Regions from separate parts of the Homo sapiens genome. Here all the other regions are linked to region 2. A link is a loop called in an ENCODE intact Hi-C map of the cell type or tissue named here. Cell type or tissue: Caco-2. All regions are shown on one strand. Region 1 has its middle 270 kb from the start of CBLB. Region 2 overlaps LOC105374026 (a long non-coding RNA gene). Region 3 has its middle 390 kb from the start of CBLB.

Region 1 (4,000 bases), 82 kb before region 2:
GACTCTAGAAGACTCTTGTTTTTCTTCTGAACTCATTCCAGATTTGCTTTTTTTAAAAAAATTTCTTCTTAATTTTAAATAATGAAGTGAGTAGCCCTAAATGTTGTATTTCAGAGTTTCATTGAAAAGGAATCTTGTATATTTTTGGCTGCTTGCCTGATTTTATATATATACATCCATACAAAGAAGAAGTAGTATATAATAGAGTGAAAAGAGCACAGGACACAAAATTAAAAACCTGGTTCCAGACCTAGCTGTTATACTGGTTTGCTATGTTGAGAAAATCACCTAATCACTCTGGTCTCTCCTGTCTTCATTTATTCACTCACTCATTCATTCAAGAAGCACATATAAGGTGCTTAGGGATGCAGCCATGTATAAGATAGGCTAGGTCTCTGCCCCATTTTAACTTATAGTCTAGTGAGGGTTGGCAAATTACAAACTAGTAAGAAAAACATTTAGAATGTTGAGATTTGATATTTGCTTTTAATGAGTGTCTTAGTTCATTTTGTATTGCTATCAAGAAATACCTGAGGTTGGGTAATTTATAGAGAAAAATGGTTTACTTGGCTCACAGTTCTGCAGGCTGTACAAGAAGCACGGCATTGGTATCTGCTCGGATTAATGTGAGGGCCTTTATGCTGCCACGTAAGGCAGAGAAGGTAGAAAGGGAAGTGAGCACATGTGAAGAGAAACCAAAGCCAAGGGGCGTCCTGGCTTTATAACAACCCACTCGGAGGGAGACTAATCCCTTTCCCTCAAGAAGCAACCCAGTCTCAAAAGAGCAAGAACTCATTCACTCCCATGAGAATGGCACCAAGCCATTTACAAGGGATCTGCCCCCATGATGCCAACACCTCTCACTAGGCCCCACCTCCCAATACCACCACTCTGGAGATCATTATTTCAACATAAGATTTGGTGGGGACAAGCAAACCATATCCAAACCATAGCAATGAGTAAACATGGTAATTTGTTAGAAGATGACAAGACTAAGAAAGGGGACTGCGTTTAAACAGATGAACACAAAAGCCATCTCTGAGAAAGCATTTTTTGTCCTGAAATCCAATGAGTAAGAAGGATCCAGATATGGGAAGAGTCAGAGAAAGAGCAGGAAGAACAGCCAAATAATTATACATTTAGTTGCTTTTACAGTTCCAGAATATAATTTCTATTACAACTACATCTCTGCCAAGGTCATAGTTTAAAAAAATTTTGTAAGCAAACTTGATTACACCTTACCTGTACACCTCTGTGGGAAAGGCATAGACCTTATCCATATACTTAGACTTTAGGAAATGAACTATGAAATGGCTAATGTTCACATTTCACCAAAGGGAACTACCTCACCATCATTGGCTAAGAAATATTAGATTCTCCAAAGCCATCATCATGCTTTCTTTGAGACATAGCTGTACTTTCACTTTTCAAACTTTTCAACTATTTTTTTCTGTTTATTATTTCCTACCTTTCCAAATTATGGGAAAACTTCATTAATTTTGACTTGTTGAGGGACAAATGTTTAAGGTTGAGAAAAAGGGCTGAAGTAATTATTAGAAATTAGAGGTCTGGATCCATGTTGACCACTAAATAGGATGAGAACTTGGACAGTTATAATTATCTGTGCCTCAGATTGGGACTCCTGAATGACTCTCTTTTCTACCCGCCTCTATAAAATCCCAGGCTCCTTTCCTTTTCTTGTCAAGCTGTTTCTCATGAATGAATGTTGTCTTTATTTCAATAACCTGAATAAAATCTTTTTTCTAGTTGTCCCGTGCATTTTGTCTTTCACAGTTTGATGCCAAGACTCAGAGGGGATTGGATCTCACCTTCGGATCCCCATTTACTCCACCCTGATAAGGAGGCCTCTCTGGTCCCTTGGTGCTCCATTCCTAACTGGCAGTCCGGGGACCCAATGGTGTGTCCTACATCTGGTCTTGTGCTCTGTAGTCTCGTCTGTTGGTTGTGTGGTAAGGATTTGATTTCATTTTTATTCAGCACTCACTTGATTTCTAATGCTGGCTTCTTTTTAAAAAAATAAAAATAAACCATTTGACCACTCATTTGGTGGTCTCCAATGAATGGTTTGTAGAGATTTTGTCTCTGCTGGGTGAAAGATGACAGAAAATCTGTTTTTTAAATCTCTGTGTATCTATTATGAGCTCAAATCAAGTAAGAATTCAGACCCACTAGAAAGAGAACAGCTTTTTTATATAAATTTTGTATTTCTGTTTATGATCAACTTATGAGTAAAATTTTAGAAGTGAAGTTACATCTGTGTGTATAAAGTATGTTTATATGTCTATAATTTATAAAGCCCTTTCCCTCTCACTGGGTGGAATATTTTCCTAATTCCACATGGTATTCATAAGTTAGATTGCAAACTCTTTTATATTAAAGGAATCCTTTTCTAATTGGCTTTGAAAGGAATAAGCACTTACATAAATTAAATAATCCTAAAATTCTCAGAAACTAAGAAAAGTGAACATCTTATAGTTTCAGTGTGCAAAAAAAAAGATATTATAGAAACTAGCCTTGAACTATTTTAACAATTCAAGTTAATATAATTCAAGTAAGTTTTCATCAAACAAAACTAGTTTTAAATTTTTGGTTTAGTGAAAAAAGCTTTCTCTGATTTTTCAGCACAAGTATAGTATACCTAATTTTATTTTACTTGAGTATATTCTTCCTAAACTTACATACATTTACTGAACAAATAAAGTAGCATTAGTGATCCTCCCACTTTGGCCTCCCAAAGTGCTGGGACTATAGGCTTGAGCCACTGCATCTGGCCTTGTTCTCCTGAATGTTTAAAACTACGAAGAGTATAAATTTGTGTTTTACCTAATTAAATCATTATTCTGAGAAAATTTTTTCATCATAAATTACGTTTTATCATAGAAAAGTTTGAATACAATCTCGAAGATCTTTGGGTAACTTGAAATCTTGACTCAATACAACCTTTCAAACTAATGTTTTCAATTTATCTCCCTTTTTCCTGACTTGGCCTCATTTAGAACTAAAATCTGAATGCACAGATTCTCATTGCCTTATATCCTGCTCATTTCCCCATAGTCTACAGAAGCCTTGAAATATTAACTTCAAAATATTATCATCACAGTAGACCACGCCTGGGCTGGATTTCTTCCTGGGCAAGTCTCTAACTAGAACGCAAAAAAAGTCAAGCCAAAAGGTTGGGTCATGTATGACCTTCTGCAAGAGATGTGGACAACATCACCAAGAATATTGACAGCCTAGCCCAAGAGCTACGAGAAACTCAAAGAACACTGCTTTACAACCAAAAGATTTTTACCCTCTGACTTCTTGGAATCCACTGGATTTGTTACCCTAAGTGGTTCAGCTCCTGGCTCGCTAATACAATGTTTTATATTAATATTTCTTTTTCATTTTAGATCTCTCTTTTTTTAGATGTCTAATCTTCAGGTATCTAAAACAACTCAACTTTGCCACCATCCCTCAATGGGTTGTTTAACTGGTTTTACAGGACACTGTCAAAAGAATCCCTGAAAGACTATATCTTAGGCCTTGCTTCATTCACCCCACTAAGGTTTATGACTACCTCTCAGTTGTTCAGTGATTAATGATGTTTATCTTTGAAACAGGGAGAATGAAAATGTTGAATGTCACCTGACTTTTGTACTCTTTGAAAGTAGTGATGGATAAGAAATTGCCTCATATTTTCATGTTCTGGGAAATCATAAGAGATTACTCTGCCCTTAAATGTAAGACCCATCTCCATGCATTCTCTGCAGTCCTATAAGAACTGAAGTTACCTCCCTTGTTTACTTGCCTCTATAAAACTCCAGTCCTTCTTCCTTTTCTTTTAGCTGTTCCTCATTAATGCACATTTTCCAGGCTGCAGTAGCCTGAATAAAATCATATCTTTAATTGTTCAGTGCATTTTGCCTTTCAAAAACTTCTCTAAATTCCATTTTTTTCACCTGTGCTTCTTAAATATCTGAAGATTCACAAATATATT
Region 2 (4,000 bases):
AAATGTGGGAGAATTATCTGTATTACTAGGCAGAGACTCTTGCTCTCGTCTCTTACTTTCTTCTAAACAAACAGTCTCATCTCTCTGTTCTGAGCCACCTAAAGCTTGTAGTAGAGTGACACAAGCACTCCCATGGCCACCACCACTATGACTATGCTGGGTCAGATGTGAAGCCAGCACAGCCCTGGATCTCACACAAGAGATACTGTAACTACTCCCTGGCTACTGCCTATGTTCACTCAAGGCCCTGGGCCTCTGCATTCAGCAGGCAGCAAAGCCAGCCAGGCCTGTGTCCTTCCCTTCAGGGCAGCGAGCTCTCCCAGGCCCTGGGTGGGGTCCAGAGATGCTATCCAGGAGACAGGAACCAGAGCCAAAATCCCTAAAAGTCTACCTGGTGTTCTACTGTACTGCAGCTGAGCTGGCACTCACACCACAAGATGCAGCTCTTCCCACTCTTTCCAAAGGTAGAGGAGCTTCATCCCATACCCACTGCCACCACAAGCCACAGGGAGTACTGCAAGACTACTGCAAATATTCCCTTAAAGCCCAAGATGAATTCTGCCTGGATTCACTCTTCAGGACAGGGGGCTCCCCTCTGGCCAAGGACAAGTCCAGAAATGCCATCCACGAGTCAAGTCCTGGAATTGGGACTCCAAGAGGCTGCTTGGTGCTCTACGTCCCCATGGCCATGATGGTACATAAGGTGTAAGACAAATTCCCCTTTACTTTTGCCTCTGCTTTTCACAAGCCGAAGGAGTTTCACCCCACAGCCACCGCGGCTGATGATGTGCTGTATCTCACCTGAAACAGGGAAGACTCACAGCCTCACTCAAGGCCCTCAGTATAGTACCTGGGTATTGCTGCTGGTTATTCGGGGCCCAAGAGCTCTTCAGTAAGCAAATGATGAATGTTGCCAGAACTGGGTCCTTCCCTTCAAGGTAGTGGGTGCCCTTTTCACCAAGAGTGTGTCTAGAAATGTCTTCCAGGAGCTAGGTCTTGGAATGAGGGCCTCACAAATCAGATCAGTGCCCTATCCTGCTGTGGCTGAGCTGGTATCCAAGATGCAAGACAAAGTTCTCCCCACTCTTCCCTCTCCTGTCCTCAAGCAGAAGGAAGGGATCTCTTGTGAAGCAGTCTGGGATTAGGAGGGGGGTGATGCCAGCATTCCCTTAACCACCTTGGCTGATGTCTCAGGTCGCATGCACTCCACCGAATCCACTGTGTCTGGGCTCATTTGAGGACTAGAACTTACCTAAGAATTGCAGTCCTTATGGCCTACACTACCTTTTAAGTTTACTTAGAGACGCAGAGCACTGTGGCCCTTGGTGGCAGAGTTTGTGGGAAGTCACGTTCAGACCTCCGGAATTGGCAACTGCCCTCTGGTTAGTGCGAGTATAAATGCTCCCTCCATGGGTGGGTGTCAGATGAATTCGGTCTGGTCTTCCATTCTGCTCTAATAGGACAGCACTGAGTTCATTGTCTCCCAGTTGCTGTGTTTGCCCTCCCGCAGGGCCCAGAGATGCTCTTTGCACCACGCCTTGGCAGCTGGGTTTGGTGGACGAGTGGTATCAGCAATTTAAGGCTGTTTGTTTTTTCTATATCTTCTGTGCCTATTTCAGTGATACAAAGATGAAACCAGGTATGAGGAAGGCTCATCTGATTTCTGGTTCTTATGAAGATGTTTTTACTGTGTAGACAGTTGTTAAATTGGTGTCCTTGAGGGAGGAGCAGAACCTTCTGTTCCACCATTTTGCTTTACCTCTTCCCTGAACTGTACTGTGTATTATATTTATTTCTGATTACCATGTTTTAAATGAACTGTGATAAAACTGTAGAGACTTTTGAGAATGGTGACTATAACACTAAGAGACCTTGCCATTTTATGTAAGAAATGTTACAAGACACTAGGATGTTTATACTGGAATTGGGAATACTTTCTGAGAATAGGAGAGCAGTCCTTAAATATAGAAGAGGTGCTTATAAAAGCAAAACCAGAATTACTTTAAAATTAGCAACCTCAAAGCAAGCATAGATCAATGTATGGAAGTTTAGAAAAAGACTTCATATCAATAACAAGGAACACAATCTTATATTTCATAATAAAATAACAATGAATGAATGCATTCATAACATAACAGAATTGTTTTCTTTCAGGTCCATAGACTCCCTATCACTGGATGATCAAAGCAGGTGTTCTACTAGAGAGAAGATAAAAATGTGGTCTGTTGTGTTTTATATGCATTTTGATTCTGCTTTTTTGAATGAGCAGCTTATTCTAGAGAGTCTATTTCTGTATTGTTTCACTCACCACTGCAGGATTGTGTGCAGCATTCGGCAGGGACAGAGGACACTAATATCAATGCCAAGGAAGTCACTGCAGGAACAATGATCTGAGGAGACCCAACAGTTTTAAGGCAAGTCTTTGAAGGGCCCCTCTGTGTGGAAGCCTCAGATCTGATTTGACTGGTTTGCTGCAACCCTGATGAGTTGAGATTCTTTGAAGTGAGAGGTCTGCAACTTAACTCTTCCTGATAACTTTTTCCTCTGACCAACTTTCTTATCTTATTGTGGCAATGAAGATAAATCCAGTTTAGTTTGTTTTGAGGAGCAATAACAGCACTCCCTACTTCATCTCCTCTACACACAAATTTACACAGCCTTTCTAAAGATGCATACCTGGGCAACTCGAGATAAAACTTTCCCCTTTCATCTAATCCTTTGTGCTTGTATAATAAATAAATCTTGTAGGAAAAAACTGAAAGCTTCAAATGTTGATAAGCCAGTAACATTCCTCTTTTAGCCACCTCTGAATTTTAATAAATTTAATTTTAATAAACTAGCAGACTATCTTTGCTAGCAACACTTTGTATTTCCATATTTAAAGAGCATCATAATGGAAATTGATTTATTAAAAACAATTCCAAGCATACAGCATCTGATGCTATTTATCATAACAATGTTAACTTGGTAAGAAGCGTAAGGTAATGGTAAAGATGTTGGATTTTTTTTGCCAGCAGTTCTTGGGGGAAAATTTTTTGCTAAAATTTCAGGGTAGAAACTTTAAAACTCAAAATTATAAGGTTTCTGTGCAGGCTAGTGAGAAATTATCTAAGAATAATATTCAAGTCTTTTTCAAAGAATTGTGTGAAATGAGGTCAAGAAAATAACCATAGCATTGTGCCCTTGGGTGATTATTTATTTCATTCTATTGCGTGTTTGTGGCATACTTGTGGGTTTTTTTGTTTTTGTTTTGTTTTGTTTTGTTTTGTTTTGTTTTTTACTTTACGTTTTGGGATACACGTGCTGAACGTACAGGTTTGTTACATAGGTATACATGTGCCACGGTGGTTTGCTGCACTCATCAACCCGTCATCTAGGTGATTATTATGGAGGAAAATCATTGTTGTTTAACATTGTCATAAAACACTGAAAACTAGCCTCCATACCCTCAGCCACTTTATCCTTCAGGTAAGAGGCAAGGATTTCCAAAGATAATATAAGTTTTGGAAGCTTATTAGTATAGAGTGTAGAATGGATAATTCTCTCCTCTTATCCTGTGAGGTTATAGACTCTATGAGATGATTTGGGCCTATATCAACTGAGAAGGGGGCACCAGAGGCCAACCAGGTGATGCTCTGTTAATTCCACTAATCCCTAACAAGCATTAGGCATGTTGATGCATAAAATGCCCACTCCAAAGGCAAAGGATAAAAGTCTAAGCACTGTGTAATAATAAGTCCTTAAATAAACCTGATCTAAAGTTAATAAACCAATACTAACCTTCATAAAGTTAATAAACCAATACTGATTTTCATTTTAACTACCTATTTTAATTCAATTCAACAAATATTTGATAATTCTCTAGGACTTGCTTTGGTTGATTTATTTGTTTGTTTGTTGCCTAGGCTATGCTGGCTTCTGAGCCCTGTCCTTACTATTATGAAAGGGCCTCTGAACCCTCTAGCTCTTCCCGCTCTGCATGCTTCCCAGGCTCACTCTC
Region 3 (4,000 bases), 200 kb before region 2:
TATGGTCAGCTGTAGACTAATAGTTGGAGAGGGCTGCTTTAAAAATCTGATCATCTAAGATGCTGCAGTGAAAAGGGTTAGGTAAAAAGAGACTAGAGCTAATGAATCATGCTAGTGAGATTGTTCTACAGTCCAGTATTCAATCTCAACATTGTCAAAAATTATGGGATGGTAAAACCCACCTCAACAGAAATAAGTTCAAAGCTCCTTTGCTTAATATTCAAGATCATTCATGATCTGGCTTGTCATTCTCCTCCAAAGGCATTTCCCACCAATTCTGTTGGCTATTGGGTCACAAAATATTAGTCTGCTATTCCCTCAAGAGAACTCCTGTAATTTTCACCTGCTATTCTTTATTATGAACTTTTTATCTACTTCATATTCCAAAATTCCCATGTTTTCTTTTAAGAGTCAGACTCAATAATCAAGTGGATTGGATCATGAGCTTTTTAAAAATGGAGCTATAAAAGACAGTTTGTGTAATAAGTGGGGAATTTGATTATGGCCTGAATATTAGATGAAGTAGGGAAGTATTGCTGATGATATTATGGTTATGTGAGAGAAGTTCTTACTTTTAGTAACTGCACATGAATTAAGAGAGAATGGTTGATGTCTGTAACTTATGGGTCAGAAAAAAGTACAGAGGGAAGATAAAGCAAATATAGAATGTTAAAAATTGTTGACTCTAAATGGTAACTACTCAGGTGTTCATCGAATTAATTTTTTTCAACTTTATGTTTTAAAATTTTTGTAATGAAAATTTGGGGTGGGCTAAACAAAGTAAGTCCCTCATATTATACTAAACCAAATATAAGTAATACGTTGACTTCTTTAGATTTACCTCAAATGTCATCACCTCAGTGAAGCCTGTCTTGAACTCTGCATTTGGAGGACCACATCTTACCCAAGCCCTAGTACCTGTTGCAGTGTAGGGCATTTTTGTTGACATATATGCAACAGAATAATTTGTCAACATTTTTTTTTTGTTTGAGTCTCACTATTTTTTCCTCTCTCACTGCCTAGAGATAAGCAGGACTTAGGGCATTTTCGTCCAAAATGCCAAACTTTGGGAAAGTGCCTTGTTGAACTGTACAGTCATATAAGTGTATTCAGTCAAATTACTGGTACAGAAAATAACTTCTGTTAGAGTTTGGAATACCCCAATACTGGAAACTTGGGTAATGACAGATGGTTTTATGAAAAAAGTGGTAAACAAGAAGAGTATTGAGAAGTGACATACAATTTGGATTGGGAGAAGGTATTCCTGGTAGCGTAAATGGTTTGGATACCGTGGAAGACAGAATGGCCAAAGTCTGTATGAAAACAAATATAATTTATTTATTCATTCAGCAACTATATACTGTTACTCATTTATTCATTCATTGGTACTCATTTATTCATTCAGCAACTATATATTGGTATATATTGAATAAAGCAATGTGCTAGGGACTGAAAATATAATGGTAAGCAAAATAAACATTGCCTGATGTTCCAGATTAGAGGTTGGCAAACTTCAGAGCTGTGGGCCAAATATAGCCTACTACTTATTTTTACAAATAAAGTTTTGATAAAACACAACCACACTCATTCATTTACATTTTGTGTATGGCTGCTTTTGGACTACAACAAGGTTGAGTAGTTGCAACAGAGTCTAAAGTACTGACTTCTTATCTTTTGAAGAAAAAAAAATGCTGACCCTTGCCCTAGAGCACACAACATTAAGAGGAGACAGATATTAGTTAAATAACTACAACTAAATTAAAAATGAAGCTTTGATAAGGGCCAGGAATGTGAAATATGTGGCACCATGGAAGCACATAATAAAGACATTTGACTTAATAGGAGCAATAACAGAAGATTCTTTAAATAATTTAAAATTAAGGTCAAAGCTAAAGGGAGCAGGAACTGATCCAATGAAACACAAAAAGAACAGTGCAAGCAGAGAGAATATCACATGCAGAGACCGTGCAGGAATACAGTAACTTTGAAGGAAGGAAAAAACTGCACTGCGGCTGTAGTTCAAAGGGTGAGGGAAACATGGTACAAGATGAGACTGAAGAGGAAGGAAAAGGCCAAACTACACAGGATTTAAAAGGCCAGGTTGGGAGATTGTCTTTAAACTTAGAGTAAAGGGAATCCCCTTATGTGTTTTAAACTGATGAACGATACGATCTGTTACACTCTGAAAACGTCACCCAAAGTTCATGTGGAGAAAAGATAGGAATGCTGCAATAGCATATATATATAGACTAGTTATGCAACTTTGTTAGCTCTCTATGTGTCAATTCAGCCAGCCTGGAACTATATTTCTCATGTGGTTCTCGGCAGCATTGGCCACAAAAGATATTTTCCATGAGAAGACAGAAGTGCAGAAGCAGCCATATGTTTTAAGTTCTGAAGAGCAATAGCAGTATGGCAACTCATACTCATTGTGATTGATCTATCAGTTCACCTTATTGGCATGGGGCAGCACCAAGACCCACAGTGTCTTTGACTCCCATAAGATTTCCTCCTTTTGTTTCTCTTCTTCAGTAATTTCAAAATTTATTTTAGATTCAGGGGGTATGTGTGCAGGTTCATTACATGAGTATATTGTGTGATGCTGAGGTTTGGAGTATGGATGATTCCATTACCCAGGTAATGAGCATAGTACCCAATAGGTAGTTTTTCAACCCTTGCAGGCTTCATCTCGCCCCTCTCTAGTAGTCTCCAGTGCCTAATATTGTTTCCATCTTTATGACCATGTGTACCCAAGGCTTAGCTCCCACTTACAAGTGAGAACATGCAGTGTTTGGTTTACTGTTCCTGCTAATTCACTTAAGATAATGGCCTCCAACTTCATCCGTGTTGCTGCAAAAGACATGATTTCATTTTTTTATGGCTGTGCAGTATTCCATGATATATATGTACCACATTTTCTTCAATCCCCCATTGATGGACATCTAGATTTAGTCCATGTCTTTATGATTGTGAAGAGTGCTGTGATGAACATATGAGAGCATGTGTCTCTTTGGTACAATGATTTATTTTCCTTTGGGTATTTACCCAGTAACAGCATTCCTAGGTCAAATGGTAGTTCTGTTTTTAGTTCTTTAAGAAATCTTCAGACTGCTTTCCACAGTGGCTGAACTAATTTACGTTCCTGCCAACAGTGTATAAACATTCCCTTTTCCCTGCAGCCTCATCAGCATCTGTTATTTTTTGACTTTTTAGTAATAGCCATGATGACTGGTGTGAGATTGTATCTCAGTTGTGGTTTTGATCTGCATTTCTCTGATGATTAGGGATGTTGAGAATTTTTTCATGTTTGTTGATCATGTATATGTCATCTTTTAAGAAGTGTCTGTTTATGCTCTTTGCTCACCTTTTAATGGAATGATTTTTGCTTTTTGAATTGTTTAAGTTCCTTGTAGATTCTGAATATTAGACCTTTGACAGATGCATAGTTTGCAAATACTTCATTGCATTCTGTGGGTTGTCTGTTTACTCTGTTGGAAGTGTCTTTTGCTGTGCAGAAACTCTTCAGTTTAATTAGGTCCTGCTTGTCAATTTTTGGTTTGGTTGCAATTGTTTTTGAGGACATAGTCATCAATTATTTGACAAGGCCAATATCAGAAGGGTATTTCCTAGGTTTTTAGTATAATTATTATCATTTGAGATCTTAAATTTAAATCTTCAATCCATCCTGAGTTAATTAATGTGTATGGTGAAAAGTGGAATCCAGTTTTATTCTGCATATGACTAGCCTGCTATCCCAGTGCCATTTATTGAATAAGAGGACTTTTCCCCATTGTTAATTTTTGTTGCCTTTGTAGAAGATAAGATTACTGTAGCTGTGCAGCTTTATTTCTGAATTTTCTATTCTGTTGCATCAGTCTGTCTGTTTTTGAACCAGTATCATGCTGTTTTGGTTACTATAGCCTTACAGCACAGTTTGAAGTCAGGTAATGTGATACCTCGGCTTTACCTTTTGCTTTGGATTGCTTTGGGAATTTGGGGT

The links. Hi-C counts contacts between places; a loop is a spot of excess contacts. Peaks named below come from ENCODE experiments on the same cell type or tissue, not always from the same donor. Only the 100,000 strongest peaks of a DNase experiment are listed, where the experiment ranks them.
Region 1: a loop joins it to region 2, with 2.7 times the contacts of the local background. A loop is called at or near these places in 1 of 110 quality-filtered maps.
Region 3: it touches region 2 in a loop (10-fold over the local background); 1 of 110 quality-filtered maps calls a loop at or near these places.

What each region holds. Positions count from the first base shown.
Region 1 is chr3:106,140,208-106,144,207 of GRCh38, reverse strand. No RefSeq gene overlaps it. Among named protein-coding and RNA genes, the nearest start is that of CBLB, 270 kb to the right of the region's middle. In Caco-2, no CTCF peak of the experiment used is centred here; no DNase peak of the experiment used is centred here.
Region 2 is chr3:106,058,653-106,062,652 of GRCh38, reverse strand. LOC105374026 (a long non-coding RNA gene) reads left to right here. Exons shown (of 3, transcript XR_924310.3): 3 at 2,155-2,231. Among named protein-coding and RNA genes, the nearest start is that of CBLB, 190 kb to the right of the region's middle. In Caco-2, no CTCF peak of the experiment used is centred here; a DNase peak (open chromatin) is centred at 2,432.
Region 3 is chr3:106,261,408-106,265,407 of GRCh38, reverse strand. No RefSeq gene overlaps it. Among named protein-coding and RNA genes, the nearest start is that of CBLB, 390 kb to the right of the region's middle. In Caco-2, no CTCF peak of the experiment used is centred here; no DNase peak of the experiment used is centred here.